2 separate regions of the Homo sapiens genome follow, and region 2 is linked to region 1. The links are chromatin loops, found by intact Hi-C in ENCODE. Cell type or tissue: endothelial cell of umbilical vein. All regions are shown on one strand. Links, peaks and the distances in the headings refer to the core of each region. The heading gives the core; the rest is flanking DNA.

Region 1 (9,737 bases), core at 1,738-9,737:
TGCCTGACTGGGCCTTCACATTCTCAGGGTCTGGCCCAAATGAGGTGCACAGTCGGGTCTTTCAGTGAGTGGTAACGACCTTGTGTATCTGTGGAGCTTTCCCCACCTGCTGGGAATGATGTCAGGCCCTAACTGCATCCATGCACTGAAGCCTCATGGTGGCCCTGCAGGTTTAGCAGCCACTGGCAGTTCCTCCCCTCTTTTCAGATGAGGAAACTGACAATTGATTAATTAATAACTTGCCCAGCATGGCAGTTGCTAAGCAGGGGGACCTGGGATGGGAATGACTGTCTGCCTCCAGACCTTGATGCTTGCCTGTGAATGACTTGATGCTTGCCTGTGAATGAACGTGAGCTTCAGCCTTCACAGGAAGGAAGAAATAAAGGGGGTGTGGGAAGTGCTGCAAGAGGGGTACTCCTAGGAGAGGTGAGGGGCTGCCACTGTCTCAGAGGCCGTGGAGGCCTGAGGAAGGGCCCCAGCCTCCAGCAGCTCACGTTAGGGCTGACATGTCACATCATACTTAATCAGGGAATGTCAAGATTCAGGGCACTTACTAAGGACACCCTGAACACAGGGAAGTCTTCTGTTCCCACCTGGAACTTTGTGTCTCCCTTGTTCCTTAATAACTGCTGAGGAGTTGTGATGAGGTTCAGCACACTAAGACGTTGAATAGGACAGACCTGCCGTTTGGTTTAAGGTTTAAGTCCCCCATGCTTCTCAAAGTGGGTGAAGTTTAAAAACAGGCAGGTCTTCGGTGAAGTTCAAGGGATGTCCATGAAGCTGGATGAGCAGGTAGGGTTCAGAGCGGGGGTGATGTTTCCTGGGTGGGTAGGATGTCTGCCTGCCCTGAGTCAGCTGACCCAGACCCTCCCCACTGAGGATGCCCTGGGCCAGCCTCCTGCTGCTATGGCCCCCTTAGGGAACCATACGGCATCGTGGTTGCTACAGAGCTCCCTGGCGGAAGACTGCCTGTTTGTTTGATTCCGCACCCCCTCTGGTGCTGTGTGCTCCTCAGGGGTCAGGAGGCACCCTAGAAGCCAGTTTTTTCTGTTAACATGATAGGTGCTCCGTGGGGAGTGCTGGGGGTGCTCTGTCGGTGTGAGTTGGTGGTGATGGCGGCTGGCGAGTTTGTAGGTCTCAGGCGCTGCGCATGGAGTATTTCACACGCATCATCCGAGCTCCGCGTCACCCTGTCTTTAGGCCCATCGTGTAAAGGAGGAATCCGGGTTGAGAGTGTATGTAGCAGCCCTGGGAATCGGGGCCCGTTAGCTCCCGTGCCTAATCACTGCCCCAAGTCGCAGTGGCAGATTAGAAGTGAGCTCTTGAGCCTCCTGAACTAGCCCTCAGTCCTGGGCTGTGACTTCATGAGTGTGGTCCCCTCAGCTGTTTGCTGGGCTGGGTCGGGCCTTTAAATAGCCTCCTAGGTCACTTGTGGTCAGGGCCACGGTGGGGCGTTCTGGCCTTGGACAGCTACCCAGAGGTGTGGAATCCGGCTTCCCACTCCTCCTCGCCAGGTGCCCGGGGGAGCCCTGGGCTTGCTTCGGGAGCTTGGACACAGCTTCTGGATCTGGCTTCTCATTTCAGAGGTGGTGGTGCAGTGTGCAGGGCACTCGAGATGTTTCTGTTACCTTATGTATAGTGGAGGTTGAAATGGCCAGAAAACCACAGCATGTTTGAGTAGCAGTTAGAAATCTTCTGTTCCATGCCATCTCCCACTCCTGGCCATCTCCATTCATTCCGGGAAGTCTCTGAGTTCTTTAAGGTCCACCTCACATGCCGCCTTTGATTCCTCCCTCCTTGTGGCATGATTTGGCCAAGTAGTGTTATTGAACACTTACGCGAGGCTCACAAGAGCAAAAGCACAACAGTCCTGCCTGAGGTTCCTGGTCTGGGGGAGGAACAGGCCGGCCTGCTGTGGCCTCAGAGCAGACCCAGAACACTAGGAGCCCAGAAGCCTGACTTGGGTGGGACACAGTGAATTCTCAAGCACTTCTCCTAGGGGACAACTCCAGCTGGGTCTTGAAGGCTGAATAGGAGTTGCTTGTGAGGGTGAAGCAGCAGGCAGCCTGTGCGGTGGTTGCTCAGGGCCTGAGGGTAGTGATGCTGGGGAGTGCTGGCGGTGGACCCTGCTGGAACGCTGGTCAAAAGAGTGGGGGCAGTAGCCAGAGAGAAAAGGCTGGGCCTTCTTTCTGCTTTGAAGCCCGTCATTGTGCTCTGGCTTGTGTTATTAGTACAACAGGGGCCTCTCACCCACACAAGCCCCTCGAGGGTGGGCTTCAGGGAGCCGAGGGCAGTGAGGAGAGCACCGGGTCTGCGGCCTGTCAGGCCCCAGCTTTGTACCTCACTAGGTTCGTGGCTTTGAGCTCATTTCTTATTTTTTCTGAATTGGTCTTTCATCTGCAGGAAGGGACTGTCCCTGCCTCCCTCTGAGGGCCACTGTAAGGCAGGACATGGATTGCCTGGGGCAGGGCCAGCCACATAGTAGATGTGGTCTCTGCTGGGCACAGGCAGCGAGAGGAGGGCACGCAGGTGAATCCAGAGACTTAATGGCCAAGCCCCTCACCGCCTGCCAGGCTTTGATCAAAGCTGTGTCCGCTGGCCGGAAAGTGTGTGGCTTCCCCTCCACCAGGAGTCTTGGATTCTGGCCCACATAGGAAGATGAGCACATGGTGGATAAGTAGAAACTCCCAGCCTGGTTCCCAGTGTGATTCGTGAGTGGGACAAACCTCAGACAGCTCTGCCCACCGAAAGAAGCGTACACGTTCCTGGCGTGTGCTGTTTGTAACCTGCGAAGGCATTTGGGGGAAGCTCAGTTCCCCGCCAGATACCGAGCGGTGCTTGGAAGGGCCCAGGAGAAGAGAAGCCAAGAAAGCCCGTAGCAAAGGAACAGTGGAGATGTGCGCCCTGGACTGACTTCTTCCCTTGTGCACATCACTGCCTGTGTCAAAAATAGATCCAGCGCACCCCTCAGCTGTATACATTTGTGGAGCTCACATTTGTGTGGTTTGCTGTGCTGAAACTTAACTGTCTTAAAGACCCCCATTTCCAGGAAACTGCCAAGAACTTTTGTTATCTAAGAGTGTTTGTAAGATACTCAGATAGGAGCAGTGTATTGAATGAAAGTTTATCTGAATAGCTGCTGTTTTCCAGGCCCCACATCTGTAGAATGAATGTTGAATTAAGAGGTCTACTAGACTCAGACCTGGAACCCAGGATTGACTCTCAACCCCACTCCTTCCTTGTTAAGGAAATGGGCTCAGGGTCCCCTTGTCCGTCCAGATGAGATTAGGCATGTCAAAGCCTTGGCACTATTCCCAGCCTATCTTGATTCATGGATTTTTTTTTCTTATAGCAGAGAAAGTCCATTGTCCTTGCCCGATTAAAAAGGGTGAAGATGGGCTGGGCACAGTGGCTCATGCCCGTAATCCCAGAACTTTAGGAGGCCGAGGCAGGTGGATCACCTGAGGTCAGGAATTCGAGACCAGCCTGGATAACATGATGAAACCTCGTCTCTACTAAAGATACAAAAATTAGCCGGGCGCGATAGCAGGCGCCTGTAATTGCAGCTACTTGGGAGGCTAAGGCAGGAGAATTGCTGAACCTAGGAGGTGGAGGTTGCAGTGAGCTGAGATCGCGCCACTGCACCCCAGCCTGGGCGACAGAGTGACATTCCGTCTCAAAAAAAAGGTGAAGATGATAAAAAAAAAAGTAGAGGAAAAACTTCCTGCCTCGGACTTCCCTCTAGATTGTTTGCTTGGGTCCAGATGCCTGAAAGAGTTTTGGTTTTAGAATTCCATCCTAATGACCCAGGTGCCTTTATCTGATGGTTCTCATGTATGTTTTTGCTAACCAGGAGCTGAGAGAAGATAATATCATTTTAATTGAAACCAAGGCCATGCTGGAGGAACAGCTGACTGCTGCTCGGGCCCGGGGCGATAAAGTCCATGAGCTGGAAAAGGAGAACCTGCAGCTGAAATCCAAGCTTCACGACCTGGAATTGGTACTGCAGGCTGTGTTGTTACTACATTGAAAACAGATTGGGCTCGGGCACAGTGGCTCATGCCTGTAATCCCAGCACTTTGGGAGGCTAAGGTGGGAGGATCCCTTGAGCGCAGGAGTTCTAACCCTGGCAACCTAGCGAGGCCCCATCTCTACGAAAACTAAATAATTGGGCATGGTGGTGTGAGCCTGTAGTTCCATCTACTTGGGAGAGACTGAGGCAGGAGGGTTGCTTGAGCCTGGGAGGTTGAGGCTGCAGTGAGCCGTGATCACACCATTGCATTCCAGCCTGGGTGATAGAGCAAGACCTTGTCTCAGAAAAAAAGAAAGAAAGAAAAGAAAACCGATTGGGGCAGGTTCAGGTTTATGGCGTGCCCTTCTCTGATAGTTTAGCTACTGGGTTTGTTGCTGCTACTGCCGTTGCTGCTGCCACTGCTACCACGAATGACTTGTTGACTGCGGGGAGTAGCTTGCTAAAATCAGCAGGCTTGAGCGGGTGCCACTTAACACCCACAAACAGAGCACTTGACTTCTGTATTGCTTTTCTGTAGGAATGAGTGTGTGTGTGTGTCTTGGAAGAAGGGTCTTTGCCAGTGTTGATGGTGTGGGGTGAGCTGTGATTTGTTAGCCTGTTAACAGCTTTAGAGGCCTGTTAGGGCTTCGCTAGAGCCACAGAGCTGCCCATCACTGCACACTTGCTTTAAAGCCCTGTGCAGTATGTCACTTTGTTCAGACAGCATTCAGTTAGGGACCCCGGCCGGGTCTGTCTTCATAACCTAGGTAGCCAGGTCAGGGTACCTTTGAGTGGCTTTCCCTCTCATAGCAGGGCCCTGTGTTGGGATGTTTCTGTGCAGCTCTGTTTATTTGGAAGTGAGCCAGTACATCTTCATCCACAGCACATGACGGTAGCTATACAGGGGCTGAGGCTTGTCCAGGGGGATCTCCAGCTGTGCAGCCTCACTTCTTGCCTCTTCTTGCTTGCCCCAGGACCGGGACACAGATAAGAAACGAATTGAGGAGCTGCTGGAAGAAAACATGGTCCTTGAGATTGCACAGAAGCAGAGCATGAACGAATCTGCCCACCTTGGCTGGGAGCTGGAGCAGCTGTCCAAGAACGCAGACTTGTCAGACGGTAGGTAGCGCCTGGTGCCGGGGAGCCAGCCTGGCCGTGGCCGCCGCTGCCTCCAGGGAGCTGAGTCCTGGGCTCTGAATCTGCCATGTTAGCCCATCCATTCATCCCAGGCAAACATGATTTCCTTCAAGCTCCACTTGGAACTGTTTCATTACAGTTCTCCCCAGGGAAGACACGAGGGGTCTGGCAGCCTTGATGTCAGGACGCAAAACACAAATTAAGTGTTGCCAGTTTTCCGAATTCCCATATGGACATTCCCGGGAGCTTCCAGATTATAGTGCACTGACACCCAGAGGCTCTCTGAGGCCATCTGTGGATGGCTGAAAGCCCTGGATGGCAGGAGCCATCACCAGTGGCCACGAATCCCTGCTATAAATGTACCCAGGGCGTCATTTCCTCCATTCATTTGCATAATTGGGCAAGATGGAGGCAGCCTGTTTTCTCTCTCCTGGGTGGGGAGGGTGCTGAGTGGCTGCTGCCCCGGAGACCCAGGTTCTTAGCGCCTCTGCCAGGCCTCTCCCTTTCCCTCTTCCCTCCTGGGCTTGCTCTGCTGCCCACTGCCCCGCGCCCCGAGAGGAGGTGTCGGTCATGGGAAGCGTGGGCGGGGCCGCACTCAGCCCCCTGCGCAGGAAGCCTCAGCCCCGGCAAACAATGAGCCAGTTCCTGTGTTTGAAAATAGCACACGCTCACCGTTCCCGTGCACGTGATCGTGCAAGTTCATAGTTACTTAGACTTTCCAGGGTGTGATGGGGCTTTTGGCTTGTTTAGTGGGTGGCTTTAAAAAATTCTGATAGACATCTAAGCATTCTGGAAAGGTTATTGGAAACAGGTGAATATTTCTTGCATTTGGGGGTTCCTATCAGTTCCGAACCTAAAACCAGTTTCACTGTGAATCTGTGTGAGAAGTTAGCTGTCTGTGCTTTGATATCTGTGCGTAGTTCTGGGGCCTGAGGGCTGCACAAGGGGGTTCCCCCAAATCCCTTGCCTCTGGAAGTCCAAGTTGGGGGCGCCCCCTGGTGGAGCAGAGAGGTGGTACAAGCAGCTAGGATGGTCTCTCATCAACTAAATATTTGTTAGAGACCATGGTGGCTGGTGAGAAGGCCTCACCGATTTAGACCATTTTCTATAATGTGTGAGCTCTTTAAAGTTAATACCGTGATTTATTCTTAGTGTTGTCAACTCCTAGTGCCTAGCTAGGAGCTGGCATCATTCTAGTGTTTGCTAGAATGATGGCATCGTGCAAGCAAAGCCTGAGTGTATGGGGCAGTGGCTTCGAGAGCCAGAAAGACCTGGCATAAAGCCTTGGCTTCTCTGCTGGTTAGCTGGGTGACCTAGGGCAAGTACTTAACCTCTTAAAACTTTAGTTTCCTTACCTGCAAAATAGGGGTAATGAACCTGCCTCACAAGATGACTGTGAGGATGAGTGAGAGAAAACAGTGAAGCAGGAACCCCGGCTCTGGCCCTTGGTGTGTTCTGTAGAGGGCAGCTCTTCTTGTCTGTCTTACTAAGACATACCCAGTTACTCTGGTTGCTGGGGGGTGCTGACGAGATTTGCACTAGTAAAGAAACACTGGGCCGGGCAAAGTGGCTCATGCCTGTATTCCCAGCACTTTGGGAGATTAAGGCGGGCAGATCACTTGAGGTCAGGAGTTCAAGACCAGCCTGGCCAACATGGAGAAACCCCGCCTCTACTAAAAGTACAAAAATTAGTCAGGCGTGGTGGTGCACACCTGTAATCCCAGCTACTCAGGAGGCTGAGGCCGGAGAATCGCTTGAACCTGAGAGGTGGAGGTTGCAGCGAGCCAAGATCACACCACTGCACTCCAGCCTGGGTGAGAGAGTGAGATTCTGTCTCAAAAAAAAAAAAAAAAAAAGAGAAACACTGGCGTTTTAGTAGTAAACCATTGTGTCGTTTTAATAGTCTTCAAGGCACTGACTTTAATGGAAGAGGAAATGAAACATCGATTCCATTGTTTAACTCACAGAACCTTAAAAATTAATCTCTGTGGTCAGTTTGGGAAGGTGAAAAGGGATGGTGGTGATGGTTGCAGAAAAGTGTGCTTGTACCTAATGCCACAGATCCAAACACTTTAAAATGGCTAAAATGGTACTTTTTAAATATATTTTTCTGTAATTTTAAAAATGGGTTCACCCCCATGAATTCTGCAGAGACACTGTCCAGATGACCACAGGTTTTGAAATAATGGAGTCTTATTTGAGGCTTGGTGTTGAAGTTAGGTTAGTTTCATTTACAGCTTATTTGGGATGGAGCCCTCCAAGCGTCCTTGTATGTGGAGTGTGTGTGTGTTTATGTGTGTGTCAGTGCTGGGCTGGGGCCAGGTACACACCATCCCCTCCACTTCTCGCCTGCTGTTGGTTTGGGTCTTTAGGGCGTTCTGGCCTGTTGGGTGGTCCATGTCGTTATCCTTGGTAGAGGATGAAGACTCAGAGGGAAACGAGATGCTGTTCAGTCTTTATGATCACCCGGGGAATCTGAACCACACACATTTCCAGATTTATGTGTTTGCTGTGAAAGCCATCACCCCCCTGTACCCACAGCCCCTGGGGTGAAGAGGTAGGGGGAGGAATCGCTGTATTAGCAACAGTGTGGAAAGGCCCCAAGAGATGAGGACGTGGCACTGGGTTGGGTAAATGAAGGGGGGAAGAACCGGGCTCCTTTCTTAAGAGGGCTTTTGCATACCTTTTTTTTTCCCCTCCCCAAAACAACCCCATGACTTACCTAAAATCATGCACCTGCTTGTGGCAGGAGGGGGCCAGGAACTCCCATTCCTGACTCAAGACTCTTCCCTTCTCCATTTGCACCTGAGCTGTTTAAAAGCAGAGTAGATAGTCTGCCTTTTACTATTTTTAGCTTATTTTTCATCTCATTTAGAATTTTAAAAGTAATTTGCATACACTATCACAGTTTTCTTCAACATAATTGTGAAGTCACAGAAAGAAATCTCTGCATAGCATCTCATCCAGGCTGACAAGTGCCCGACACATGTTCCAGTGTAGCTTTCTACCACCCATGGCCAACGGGAGTGGTCAGTTACGTGCCCCTGCCTGCTGAGCAGCCGAGATGTCCATTATGCTCTGGGGGGTATGGAAAATGTCACCTGTGTGTCATCTCTGTTAGCCTCTAAAATCCTTGATTGGACAGTTAGGATAGCAGCCTGATAGCCAGATGGTTCCCAGAAGTGACACAGCCCTTGCATTGGCTCCTGGACTGTAACCTGCCGCCTTCTTGAGCCCTGGATTGCTGCCCTGACAGACCCCAGCAAAGCCTGCAGAGGAGCCCTCGGGCACTGGGAGTGGAGGGGCAGGAGGAAGGGTCCCCAGCTGACCTGTGGGAGCTCCTCCCCAGCCCCTTAGACCCTGGACTCCGGGACTGATGACCATCTCGGAGCTTGGGGCAGAGAGTGGAAGTGGAGGCCCACAGACCACTGGGCTCTGACTGGACTTTGTCTTCAGCCTCCAGGAAGTCGTTTGTGTTTGAGCTGAACGAATGTGCGTCCAGCCGCATCCTGAAGCTGGAGAAGGAGAATCAGAGCCTCCAGAGCACCATCCAGGGGCTGCGGGACGCGTCCCTGGTGTTGGAGGAGAGCGGCCTCAAGTGCGGGGAGCTGGAGAAGGAGAACCACCAGCTCAGCAAGAAGGTACCTCGGCCTCCTTAGGCCACCGGGGAAGCACAGAACCCTTGGGCACCCTCCCATCCTCCCCAGTGATTGTCTGGAGCACAGACAAGGAGGGGGCCAGGTAGAGCATGCAGGTGTCAGGCAGTGGACAGAATCCAGGCGCAGTCACCGCTGATTATAATAGGAATGGGAGTGAGGACTGGGGAGAGCCAGAGGAGGCGTGGCCCTGTCCCTGCTTCGCTGCCATTAGAGGATGACCCGGACATGTGACTTTCTTGTGCCTCATTGTCTTCATTTGTGAAATGGGGTTGATGGGGTGCCTGCCTGTAAAAAGAAAACTCCCTCGTTCTCTTCCACGCCACTGCTCCCAGTACCTCACTGCTTATACCAGGGGTGTGGGGTTTTCCCCATATCAAGCAGTTCTCAAGTTCTTGGGGGACACCAGCTGGGTATCCTACAATTTAACTCAATTCTGACACTACAGACCCTGCAGCCTAAGGGCTCAGTCCCACCAGACTGCCTCCCACTTCAGGTGCCAATCCAAGTCCGGATTGTCACCTGTGCTTCTGATCGGCTGGCTGCAGATCAGAGGTTCCCACCACCCCCTTCGTGGGCTCCGCTATTGCCTAGATGGCTTAGTATTCCTTGTTTATTACAAAGTATACAACGCACAGGCAGAACAGATGCACAGGGCGGTGGGTGCGGGGAGTGGTGCCACGCTACCCTGTCCTCTGCGGGTGCCCCTCCAGCACCTCCACATGTTCACCAACCTGGACACTTTTTGACCAAGTCCTTTTGGGTTTTTATGGAGGTTTCATTATATAGGCATGATTGATTACATCATTTGCCATTTGATTAGCTCAACCTCCAGGCCCTGTCTCCTCCCTGGAGGTAGGGGAGGCCTGAAAGTTTCATCTCTCTAATAACATGGTTGGTTCCCTTGGCAACCAGCTCCCATCCTGAGGCTC
Region 2 (12,294 bases), core at 1-8,000, 53 kb before region 1:
TCCTCCCCAAGTTTGCGGGCTGGTTGGTCACATCTGTGTCCCCAGTACCCTGTGCACAGGTTGTTTGAGATTTGGAGTTTGACCCCCTCACGGGCATGTGTGAGGGGTCTGGTGGGTCACAGTCTCCTTCAGAGGACAAGCTGGGGGACAGGAGACTCAGACCGTACCGGGAAAGCCCCACACCTTTCAGTTCTGCCCACCCACAGGTGCTTCTCTGGGAGCCCCTGAGTGATGGAGGTAACCTTTCCTGTAATGGGACCAGTGGCTTTCAGTGGGTTAAACAGAGGGTGGACCAGGGCACACACTGCTTCACAGCCCTGTTTGTGGTCCATTTTTCTTGCAGGAAGGGGCATCAGTTTGGCACTTAGAAGAGTTACTTAAATTTTTCCACCAGCAATGCTATTACACCCTTACCGGATTGGTGGGCCACGTTGTCAGCCTTCCAAGTTCCCATTCTCCTTGGCTGGTGGTTAGTGGTTATAGTCACAGAAGGGAGGACTACAGGGAGGATACGGGGCGTGCAAATCACAAACGCTCCCTGGGGACTGCAGCTTCCACCAACACAGTTCTCTCTCCATGGTCTCCCCCGCCCCTTCCCTCTGTCTCCTACTTCTGGGCTGGCCTCCAAACACATACAGAGGCCTTCATTTTAAGAGGCACATAGGGGAAAAAAAAACAACTTCAGAGCATGTAATTGTGGTTATGTAAGAAAACGCCAATATTCTTTAGAGGCACATTCTGATGGAGAAGTGGAATGACATGATGCTGGAGTTTGCTTTAAAATTCTTTCCCTTTACAGCAAAGGGAAAAAAGATGGAGCCAATCTTGCTTGTTGTTGAATTGGAGGGTATACAGGGGCTTATTGTACTGTCTGCTTTTATTTGCATTTGAGACTTTTCACAATAAAAATGTTTTTAAAGTGTATAGAATTCTAATGACAACTTTTTGGCTTGCATGTAATTTTTGGCGCTCTTCTAAAAACTGATTTACCTATTGAGAGATGCGGGCCTGACTCCTACACCAGCACTGTGTTCTTGGGACTTTGCTGCTGCCGCCTCCTAGCTGAACACTGGTGTGCTTTATGTAAGGTTTTCTGAAAAGCTGCAGTATGTCCAGCCGCCCCAAGATAGCCGAATCCTATTATTAACAGTTTTACAAAGGTTATTTGTACTCTTGCATAAATAGTAATGTGAGTTTTGTTTTTACTAGACAAATATTGATTGAACATATATGTGGGAAAACAAATATGAGGAAATGAATGAGGTGGGGGAGGGACCCTGACTGTCTCAGGACCCTGCTCCGGAAGCTGGCAAGGGAGACACCCCTGTAAGGAGAAAGGACCTTCAGCGTGGAGTTGGTTCTCACGGTGGGCTCGCGCAGTTCCCAACAGTTTTACCCCTTTCGATATCCCCGTAGTGAGCCTGTATTCAGCCCCCAAACGCCTTTTCCTTTAGTAAAATCTTCTCATCCTGTTTTCAGGATAGACCCTTTTTCCGGTAACTAAACTTCTTGCGGGCAGACACAGCGTTTGAGTTTTCGCATTGGCTTCAAACAAACCCAGTGGAAGTGGACAGTGAACAAGACACCCCCGCAGGAGGCCCGGGCACGGGGTGTGGCTGCCAGGCCTGGCCATGGAAGGCCATCACTGTGGGCTCTTCTGGGAGTGGCACTGACAGCCAGCAAGGAGAATGGGTGCTGGGGCGGAGTGGAAGAAGGTGAGCTTGAGGCCGGAGTTCCTACCCCAGGAGGCACCGTCAGCGTCCCACTTCTGCTCGTGTGATCCCCTGGAGGCACCTGAATCAGGCAGTAAACATGGAGTGAGAAACACCGGAGTAGAAGACCTTGCAACAGCACATGTGTGGGCCCAGTTCCTAGCTGCCCCGGGTGGCCAAGGCCACATCCTGTACACACAGGTCTGGGAGTGTCTGCATTTCAGCCCTTGACCGTGAACTTGACCCTCTGGAGGTGTCCATCTTGATGTGATCCTCTGACTGCAACCTCATCCTCTGCCTCTCAGAGCTGCCTCCCCCTGTGGCTTCTTGCCCTGAGGCATGGGAGGCGTTGGTGCCAGGAGCTTGGGGTTTGAGTCAGGTTGGCTCGGGGATAAGACCCAGCCTTTCCACACATTAGTTTGTGATGCTGGGTCATAGTGCGTCTGTTTGCTCCCTGTCAAGGGACCAGTAACATGAGGGGTCAGAGAAGGGATCAGAACTCTCGTGGGCCTCCAGTGTGTCGCAAGTTTTTGCTGTTCTGCTTTTCCTCAGCTGCTGGTGGGAATGCAAATTGCTGTGCTGACTTTGGAAAAACTCTCCGGCAGTAAAGCCTAAAGTTCCACATCCACACACCGTACTGTGGCCCAGCTGATTTCTCTCCTAAGGGTATCCCGGAGTAACTTCTGCACATGGATGCCTGGGACTTTACAGCCCTTCTGCACACAATAACAGAAACCTGGAAGCCACCCAGATGCCCATCAGTGGGAGAAGGGATGAATACACGAAGACACGATCACACAATGGAATATTATACAGCTGTCCAAACACATTAACTGCAGCATAACTTCAGTGATGTAGGTGGATTCTGGCAATATCATAAATATTAGTAAAAATAGCATGTTCCCAATGATGACTTACAGCACTATGCCTTTTAAAAATAAAGTTAAAAGCAACTACAATGACTGTACTCTCTAGGAAAATTTACAGGTGCAATAAAACTACATAAAAAAGAGCATGGGAATGTGTACTTCTCATTCCGTTTTTGGTGTCTTGGGTGGCAGGAGGTGGCAGTGTGCTGGGGGCGCCATCTGGTTGGCTGTAGGTTATTGTCAAGGCCCTAGCCTTTGTTTCAGCTGGTGGGTGTGCAGGTGGTTATTACATTGTGAAAAGTGACTAAGTGGAAGTGGGCCATGTGCAAACCAAAGATGAGTGTCCCGAGCCAAGGACTGCCATGAACAATTAACCCAGTTCCCTGCATGTCAGGCCCAGCGCTCCCCGGGCCCCAAGCTGGTTTAGCTGAGGCTGTGATGGCCTGGCGTTCACTGGGGGAGGGGGTGGAGTCTGCTTTTCCAGTTACTCTTTCCCCTGCTTCTCTTGTCACCCCCTGTCCCTCCAGCTCAGGCCTCCCCACTTCAGGATGCCTGCTGGCTGTAGTGACCTCTGCCAGCTTGCGGCTTTGCACTTCCTCAACTACTGTTTCCTATCTGTGTCACACAATTATTGCCTTGTTATAGATGGCCTCACCCACTAATCATTTCCACATGTGCGTGTGTCTTTTAATGAGCTGGTAATCTCCACAGGGCCAGAGGTCATGTTTTATCTCCTCTAATGTGGCAGATTTCTGCCCAATTCTGTACCACTCTCCTCTTCTTCCTTACTTAAAGAACCCCCAGTCTCCCCTCAGCTAGGCAGTGCCATGTGGCTGCATGGCATGTATGGAGCAGCGTCGTGTGCTCCTGGGAAGCCTTCCTAGAAGGAGGAGGCAGCGCGCCTCCCTTCCCCCTTCCTCCTTCCTGCTGCACGCACTGCAGCGTAATGGCTGGAGGTCCAGTCCCCACAGAGGGGCAACCAGACAGAGACTGGTCCCTGACACCCAGCACTGGGGGGCTCGTATAGCAGCTTTGGGCTGCCTGTCTCCTGAGAAACTTCAATCTTGTGTAAGTCACAATTTTTAAGGTCTTTGTTACTCACAGATGAACATAATTCTCAGGGGTGCATCTTGTAACCCTCCCCACCATGGTTCTTAGCACTTCTGGGTACATAATGATTATACTGTGAATCCTGTGGGTTAAAAAAGTCAGAACCTTGAAGTGGCACCGGGGGGGGGCCATCTGCATTTAGCAAGAGATCTGGACTCTCAAGAACTGACGACGAGTCCCATGATGCGTCCCATGCTCGGGTGGCCGGGGTGCATCCCTTAACCCCCTGAACTCCACTTGCTCGCTGGTTCAGGGAGTGAATAACCGCGCCTGCCGACCTCAGAGCTAAGTGGCATAGATCGTCAGCAGTTCAGCACCATCGCTCCGGCTCTCATGCGCGTGAACTGTCATCTTCACAGCAGGCCTCAGGCTGGGAGCTCCGCGGTGGAAGAGTAAGCTCATGTCTCAGCCTGCCACACAGGAATGGGTGGAAGGGCTCGCGTGGCACCCATGCCCTGTCCCTGGCAACTGATGCTGCCAGCCCTCAGTGGCCACTGCCACCCCCTCCTCCTGAGAAAAGCTCAGGGCAGGCAGTCTGAGGTGGGATGAGCTTGTTTGTTCAGGTGGGGGTGCTTTTTCATGGTTTCTGTTTCTCTTTGTTTTTTCTCCTTTCTTCAAGACCAGTGTCTCAGTGGACACAGGGTGAGAGCCACTTTGTGGCAGTTGGTTAGGGAGGGGGGGCGGGCAGGCAGCTTTGCTCGGGTGGGTGTGGAGTGGCTGGTCTGCCCACCCGGAGCAGTTCTTCACGATGTCCTGGGGCCAGCCCCACTTTCCCAGGTCTGGGTGGCCGGGGCTGTGGCAGTCACTTTGGGATATTAACCTCAGGGGCTCGGCAGTGTGACTGAGAGACAGACATCCTTTCCTACCTCGGCAGGCCTGGGTGTCGTGGGCAGCCAGCTGGGGGCTGAACCGACACTGGGCTTACCTGGGGGTGCGTGGCCCCCATGGGAGGGCACCATCCAGGGGACCCCTGGGCCTCCCCACAGACAGCACCAGCCACTCTTCCGCATCTCTGCTCTCTGCCTCTGCTGCCAGGTGGCTCTCAGGATGCCCAGCTGCAGGCTTCCCGGCATTCCTTCTCACCTCTGCGTTCATGCAGGAAATGTTTGTTTAGAGCCTCCCTGTGCCCCACCAGGGCTGTGTTCCCACCTGTGGGCTCTCCAGAGACGGCGGTGGATAAAAGTCCCTCACTACCTTGACTGTGGTTCCTGGGGGGCAGGGGTCCTATCTGTTTCCATTCACTATAACGCCCTGGCTCCTAGCACATGCCTTGAGGGGACGGGGGCTCACTAAACGCTTGTTGGGTGAGTGAATGAACACATGAGTGGATATAAAATCGAGGCAGTCATGAGTGTGCAAAGCGCAGAAGATGGCGACCAAGGTCAGGGAGCAGGAGCAGACAGCGCCCCCACCACCAGCCAGACATGCATATGCCCGGCGACGAGCACCTGGGTGTTTCAGGAGGCTCTGAGCTCACAGGAGAGAAGCCTGACCTATGATCGTCACCCTGTCCTGGGGGGCAGCAGCGGGAGTGACAAGTGTGGCCTTTCCTGGCTGCCACAGCCTAAAGGGTCCTCTGCGCCTGCCAGCTCCTCAGGTCTCCTCCGCAGATACATTTGGGCTGCTGGCTGTTGGCTGACTGGGTTCAAGCCTCTTCTCCTGTGAACTCGCGGGGCTGGAAGGTCTACGTTTCCAGCCCCAGCCTCGCCACTTGTAGTCATGTGACCCCAGGGCACATCCTTACTGTCTGTATCTCAGTTTATTCCTCTGTAAAATGGGCACAGTTACGGCACCTGCCCCATTGAACGCAAGAAGATGCATGCCTGCTGGAAAGGGTCAGATCAGAAGGAGACATTTGCCCCCCACTCGCCCTGAGGAGCCTCGCACAGGGAAGGTGCTCCGGGCACGGACAGGGTTGAGTCTCCCCTCATCTCGTGGCTTGGGCTGGAAGAGTCCACTTGCTGCCGAGGCAGGGCTGGCACAGACTGCCATCCTGCTTGGCTTGGCCATGGGAACAGCTGGTGAGGGTGCTTTTATTTGCCTGAAGTGTGGGCTCTCGGCCGGCCCTGCGGGGAAGCCAGAGCAGCTGGTCTGCCTCGTGAGCAGGTGCCGGGGCGGGTCTGTGCGCCTGCCCTTCCCTCCTTCCCCGAAAACGCTCTTTGATTCCGCTGCCCACCCCCCTCTTCCCCACCTCACCCACATCTGAAGAAAAGCTTCCCTACTTAAAGGAAAAAAGGAAGAATAAGCTTCATCTGATTTGATTTTTTTTGGAGTCCTCAGGTCGGAGCCTCACACAGCAGGGGTCCAGTTGGTCTAATTGAAGGGCATTGTTTCTGTCCCAGTCCTTTAGATTCAGGCTGTTCACACAGCCTGTCTCTCTCTCTCCCACATGCGCGCGCGCACACACACACACAGACACGCGCGCATGCTAACCCTGGGGCCTGTGGCCCTTCATTAGCTCATTTGGCAAATGATGGCTGAGCCCTGCTGTGTGCCAGGCCCTGGGAGAGCCCTGGGGAGCGAGACCGCCCAGATCACCACCCTCAGGAGCCCACAGCCCAAGAAGGAGACTCGAAGAGTAAGGCTGGTTTAGCAGAGGAAACTCAGTCTGTAGCTTCGTAACTAGTGAAGAGAGTTCCTGGTGTTTTGCCCACATCCCCTCGGCATGTTGTATACCACATACGTGTTACAGTGCCTGTCCCATTGGGCTCCGTAAGGGAGTGTCACCACATCTTCATTCCTGGCTCTGACAGGCACCATTGACCGATCTTGGCCCTCTTTGTCTCTGAGCCCAGATCTGGCCTCAGAATCCTTCTCAACACAGAACTCTAGGTAACCACTACCAGTCATCTGTGCCTGGAACCCAAGCTTAAACTACCCCTGGGATCACAGTGAGTTACTTGTGTGAGACTTCCTTGTGCCTCCTGAGGCTTCGGAATGAGCCTGACTGCAGAGACCACTGCAGATGCTGCCAGACTGTTGGAATGGCCTCAAAGGTCGGTTGGGCCACCCCAGGCTCTGTGCTCAGCAGGACTGCACGGCCTGTTCTGGCTGTAACCCCTTGCCCCTGGCTGTTCCCTCTGCCTGGGATTCTCCAGTTCCACCCGTCCACCTGGCTCACACCCTCCCTACACTCGCATTTTGTTCAGCTGACGATTCATCGAGGGCCCTCTTTGACCACCTGTCTGTAAGAGCTATGTTTTCTGTCACTTCCTCCTATGTTCCTTTATTTTGCTTCTTAACACACACATGTGACATATATTTACCTCTTTAGCCCTCTCATTTACTCCAATATTCCAAGCAATGAAAAATACCTATTGATCAAATGGACCTTGCATTAGCAGATACCTGGTGGACTTAACCCTGCTACTGCCTGCAAGAGTTAGGATGAGAGGTAATAGACACAGTGTGTCTAGCCAAGCTCCTGGTTTATGCAGCATGCTGATTTATTGCTGTTCGAAATAAAGTGTTCTTTACACTGTAGATGGGGGAGGGTGCGTTTAGTTGGAGGTCCCAAAAAGCCTCTGTTCTCACCAGAGCCTTCCTCCCCGCAGCCAGTTCCATTTAGCCAGCAGCTGGCAGGCATCTGCTGTGGGCCACACTGTGCAGAGCCCTGGGGGGATTCAGAGGTGAGCATGTTCCAGCATCTGCCCTGGGGACCCTGAGGATCTCAGTTCCCTGTGTGGGACTCAGGCAGGGACACGAGAGAGGGGCCTGGGGGCACTGATTGCTGAGGAAGTGATCATTGCCGGCGGAGGGGTTTGAGGAAGGCATTGGAGGCAAGTGTGGCTGGACAGAGAGGATTTTGTCAGGTGCGGGTGGGCAGGGGACCGGCTGGGCTGCCAGGTCACCTCCAACCCCTGCCCACCCCCCAACTTGGACAGCTGCTGCAAAGTTGATAACATCTTTTGAGATTTTCACTTCCTGCCGAGATATTAGTCATTAGAAACTTGTCACTTCTGAACCTTCCTCCTCCCCGGCTTTTCAACTGTGTCCCGATATGCCCTCCCCCAGTTTCCTGCTATAGAATACATTCTTGGTGATAGAATAGAGAGTTTCTTGCTCTCTAGATGAAGTCTGATCTTTTGCTGCAAACTCCTGTAATGAAAAGAGACCAGTTTGCATGAAATGTCTGCTCTGCTGTCTGTTTCCTCCAGAAAGCTTTTTTGGAGGAGCGAGTGGGGGCTAAGGAGGGGTAATTACAGTCTTATTTATCCATGCTGGAGACTCATGGTTCCCATGTGTGTAGAATTTTTCCTTCTCTTCATCCTTTGCTATTTGACCAGCACAAGTTCTGCTTGGCCCCAGGCAGATGTCACTGATGAACCGTGGCACACTTGCTCCCAGGGCCAGACCTGCCCCTAGTGTTCTCAGCATAGCGTCCAAGCCAGCTCTCTTGAGTCCAGACCACCATAGGGCACTGGTATCGTGTGTGTTTTTCTTGGCCCTCCTGAGGCCAGAGGGAGAAGAGAGAAGGTGGCCCCAGCAGATGTCCCAGCTCAGTTCTTCCTCCTTGGTCCTGAGCCCAGGGGCTGGGGACGGTTTGTGCATTCCTGGGGATCTCTAGAATGGACCCCACTCCTCGCACACACAGGTAGCTGGGACTGTCTTCCTTTATGGGCTCACTGTGGTGACTGTGGCTTCCTGTGTTTGCCCCCTGCAGAGCTGCCCTGTGTTGAAGCAGGAGGGAGGATGGTGTGTCGCCCCGGAGCATGTTGAGAGCACAGTGCCCAGCAAAACCTGACGGCTAGGAAAGGCCTCAGGTTCAGCCAGCACCTCCGGGGGCCTGACTTCATGCCAGGCACAGGCTTGATTGTCGCTAGGTTAAGTGATGCCTGCCTGCCCGGCCACCTGCCTTTCTGGCCACCTGGCAGGGCTTGATGCCGAGGCCCAGCAGCAACGTGGTGGTGGAGCCGGCAGAGGGGACTCCAAAGCTGCTGCTGTCACCGTTTAGATAACGTGCAGACAGGGCTGGGTCCAGACTCCCTGAACGGTGGTTCTGTGCACATCTGGTTCTCAGTTGTCCTTCATCGTGGGACTGTAGCCAGAGACACAAGATGGGGGCACCTTCTGTGTCTTCCTTTTCCTTTATTCCTAGCCCTCCCTGCACTAACACACGCCTCCCCCCCCCGCCCGCCCCCCCCCGCACCACTGCCATCTACCTGGATGTCACCTGCTCCTTGTTCTTTCCCATTTCAGCTTCCGGCCACCTCCTTCTTGGAGCTTTTCTGGATTCCCCGCTCTCCTCTGCTCCCAGTGCCCCCAGCTCAGGTGCCTGCCATCCCTCTGTTAGGGTGCCAGACTTGCTGGTGGGATTTGCTGGTGGGATCAGGCTGTGAGCTCCCCAGGACAGGGCCTGGCCCTATAGCAAACACCCTGGGCCCCTCACTGTCCCCCATCCCACAGGCTTTGTCCTCCTTGTCTTTGTTTCCTGGCTTTGAGGGTAGCAGTCTTGGCTTCATACCCTCCACCTCCCAACTGGCATGCCATCAGACACCCAGCAGGTGCCCGGGAAGTGTGGCATAAATGAGAGAGGGAATGGCTGCCCTTCCTCAAGGAGCTCTCCCTGCCCTCCAGATGCCTGCCCTGGGACACTGGACAAGGAGGCCTGGTCACTCGGGAGTGCTGGTACCCCTTGTGCTGTGGTGCTCGTACCCTGAGGCCTGGGCTCAGGTTGGGGCGTGAGGTTGGGGGCTGGCTGCCCCCACTGCCTGCCTTTCCCACCCTCACAGGTCCCAGCAGGCTGGGGTGGTCTGGGCTGCCATCTACCGCTGGAGGCTCCTAGGTGCCCTCCACCATCCTGCTCCGACTTGTGCCTGGGAGTGAAGCGGCATTGTCAGGCCACCGGGTGAGGGCTGCCAGGGTGTGGCGTGGCCCCAGCCCTGCCCTGGCATAGGTGCCTGTGGGCCTGGGTGGGTGAGCGGTGGAGTGGGACATGGGACACTGTGTGGGCAGGCGCCACGTTCCCCCAGCCCAGCTACTTGCTGGGACGAGGAAGGCCTTGCTTCTGCTGAGCTAGGGAGGGTGTGCCCAGGACAGATAGGTGCCTGCCCAGGAAATCAGCTAGAGCCACCCCTGACTGGAGGGTGTGGGAGGCAGTCTTGGTCCCAGTCTGTGACTCCACAGGCTCCTCGGGACCAAGACTGTGGTCTTGGTCTGTGCTGTACTCCTGCCACCGCCGGCCTCTGTACTCCTGCCACCGGCGGGTGAGGTTGGCTGGGCCTGGACAGCACATGGCTCCTCCCATGGGACCACTACACTCATTCTGGCTGGGGGGGTCATGCCTGTCCCAGCCCACCCTGCATGCATACCGTAGTTTCCTCTGGCCACACTTTCTCTGCCCCTTTCTTGCTTATCCATCAGCAGAACTACTGACTTTTCCATCCATCAGCAAAAATACTGACTTTGCCAAGAAGCTTAAAAAAAAAAAGTACTCTACCACCATGAAGTCACAGTCATACGATCCCTCACGGCCATAAAATCAGGGCCCTTATATCAACTCCAAGCACTGGAGCACCGATGCTGTCGTTTTAGCCAGGAGGGGTGGACTTAGGGACAGAGGAAAGGGCAGCCCAGAACTGCTGCAGGTGCTGTCCTGTGGGGAAAGGGTCCTGCTCTCTCCATCCTTAGCCTAATCCTTGAAGTCCTTCTGCCTCACCCCAAACACACACCTCAGGGCATGGCATGCACTCAGCAGACACCGCTGAGTGGATACAAGCTTCTTGGTATGGCATAAGGAGCCCTAGGGCGGAGTGCAAGGAGACCTGGGTTTCCAGACCTGAATGTGGGGCTACGCCTCTGTCATTTTTTGCTCCGGACCTCAGTTTCCTGACTCTATGGATAATCTTGATGGCTCTTTTGGTTTTAAAATGCAGATTCTCAGCATCCCTCTGCTGTTGGGGTCTGTATGCACGGATGTGTCCACCTACTGACCCGCCTTCCCCTCCCCCACCATCCGCACCTGTGGTTGCCGAGGCATCACTGCAGCAGGTCGTTCCTAAAGCCCGATGCAGAGACCCGGCTTGCATTCCTCTTGTAAAATGGTTCCTGAACTACTGTTTATGGGCAGAGGTTCTCTTCCAAGGAGTCGAATGCCGTGTCCTGCCCGTGTTTCTGGGGCTGCCCCCCGCCCCCTTCTTTGGCTCAGGGGCTCAGAACAGGCCCTTCCTGGCATCAGATAAGACAGGTCTGCCCACAGAGCAATCCAGGGCATCACCCAGCCCTAAAGGGAAGGTGGCAGGAGCTCCTGGGGTTACTTGAAACATCCTCTGGTTCCCTCCCTGCCGGGTTCCCTGAGTTCTTCTGGACGCGTGGGCACTTGCCTGCTGGTGAGAGCTGGCAGCCGAGTTAACGCCATAAAGATGTGCTGTGCCTCTCTTGCCAGCAGCGTCTCTTTTTCCAGCCCCTCCCTTCCCCCTTCTGAAGGAGACTGAAGTCCTTTAGAGACTGTGGAGTCCTGATCCTGGTACAGATGAGGGTGTGGCTCAGAGAGGGACTGTGACTTGCCTGAGGCCACACAGTAGGTTACAGGCAGAGGCAGGAGTTAGCGGCTCTGCCCTCATGCTGCGGTGTTTGAGTTTCCAGGTGCTCCTTCCCAGCGGTTCTCCTCCTCCTGGGTCAGCTCAAAGGAAATATTTGTTTTCCTTTCTGTGAACAAAGAACCGACTTATGTTTGTTTCTGTGAATGCAGCCACAAGGACAGGCAGTTAGGAAGTGTTCCGTGGGAGGGGGTTTTCTGATGACGTGGTAGCCTCGGCCGGGCCGAGTTGGTCCCTGGGTACGGAGACACGGGTGGCCTTGTTAGGGGAGCCGGCGCTCCTGGGCTTGTGCAGATTGCAGTTGGTTTCAGGCCCTAGGGATCCCAGGATTAATCGAAATGAGGTGGAACAGATGGATTGAATCTATCAGCAGCTTTACATGACAGCCTCGTAACATAAAAGCACTTCATTGCCACTCGTTTTGCCAGGACTCCCCGCCCCGAAGAGGGACTGGGTGGAGAGGAGAGCCTCTTGTGCAGATGGAGTTACAAGCATGTGGGCCTGGGCTTTGTGCAGGCAGCAAGGACAAACCACTGCTTGGGTTTTCCTCTCAGTGGCTATGTTAGAAAATGTGCTATGTTCCAGAGGTAAAAAAAAGAAAAATAATAATGAATAAAAAATAAGAAAATTGGCCGGGCATGGTGGGTCACACCTGTGATCCCAGCACTTTGGGAGGCCGAGGTGGGTGGATCACCTGAGGTCAGGAGTTCAAGACCAGCCTGGCCAACATGATGAAACCCCATCTTTACAAAAATACGAAAATTAGCCGGACATGACGGCAGGCGCCTGTAATCCCAGCTACTTCGGAAGCTGAGGCGGGAGAATTGCTTGAACCCAGGATGTGGAGGTTGCAGTGAGCCGAGATCACGCCATTGCACTCCAGCCTGGCGGGTGTGATTGGCTGGGGTTGGGCCACAGGCTGTGTCGTGAGTCGTTATTGAAGGTTTGGGGCGGGCCTGTGCTGTAGAAAGTGCTCTGGCTTTGGGCATGAGGTGATGAAGATGGTGTCTATGAGGGAAGCTCTCCAGGCCTGAGGTTCCAACCCCGGTCTTGCTCCAGGCCCTG

The links. A loop is a pair of places that touch in the nucleus more often than their neighbours do. Peaks named below come from ENCODE experiments on the same cell type or tissue, not always from the same donor. Only the 100,000 strongest peaks of a DNase experiment are listed, where the experiment ranks them.
Region 2: it touches region 1 in a loop (3-fold over the local background); 19 of 110 quality-filtered maps call a loop at or near these places.

What each region holds. Positions count from the first base shown.
Region 1 is chr14:91,320,173-91,329,909 of GRCh38, reverse strand. CCDC88C (coiled-coil domain containing 88C) reads left to right here. Exons shown (of 30, transcript NM_001080414.4): 11 at 3,854-4,000; 12 at 4,987-5,131; 13 at 8,606-8,790. Among named protein-coding and RNA genes, the nearest start is that of GPR68, 80 kb to the right of the region's middle. In endothelial cell of umbilical vein, for the core only: a CTCF peak has its summit at 6,144 (motif pointing left); DNase peaks (open chromatin) are centred at 2,629, 3,239, 5,799 and 7,179; H3K27ac peaks cover 3,170 bases.
Region 2 is chr14:91,369,071-91,381,364 of GRCh38, reverse strand. All of the region lies in intron 3 of CCDC88C (coiled-coil domain containing 88C), which reads left to right. LOC107984673 (a long non-coding RNA gene) reads right to left here and starts at 11,826. Exons shown (of 2, transcript XR_001750858.2): 1 at 10,653-11,826; 2 at 7,114-8,729. It overlaps LOC105370624 (a long non-coding RNA gene), which reads left to right. Exons shown (of 2, transcript XR_944148.3): 2 at 1,480-2,724. RefSeq lists a silencer at 119-248 and enhancers at 3,169-3,842, 4,016-4,275, 5,192-5,864, 7,327-7,396, 9,000-9,612. In endothelial cell of umbilical vein, for the core only: no CTCF peak of the experiment used is centred there; DNase peaks (open chromatin) are centred at 2,914, 3,294 and 7,654; H3K27ac peaks cover 578 bases.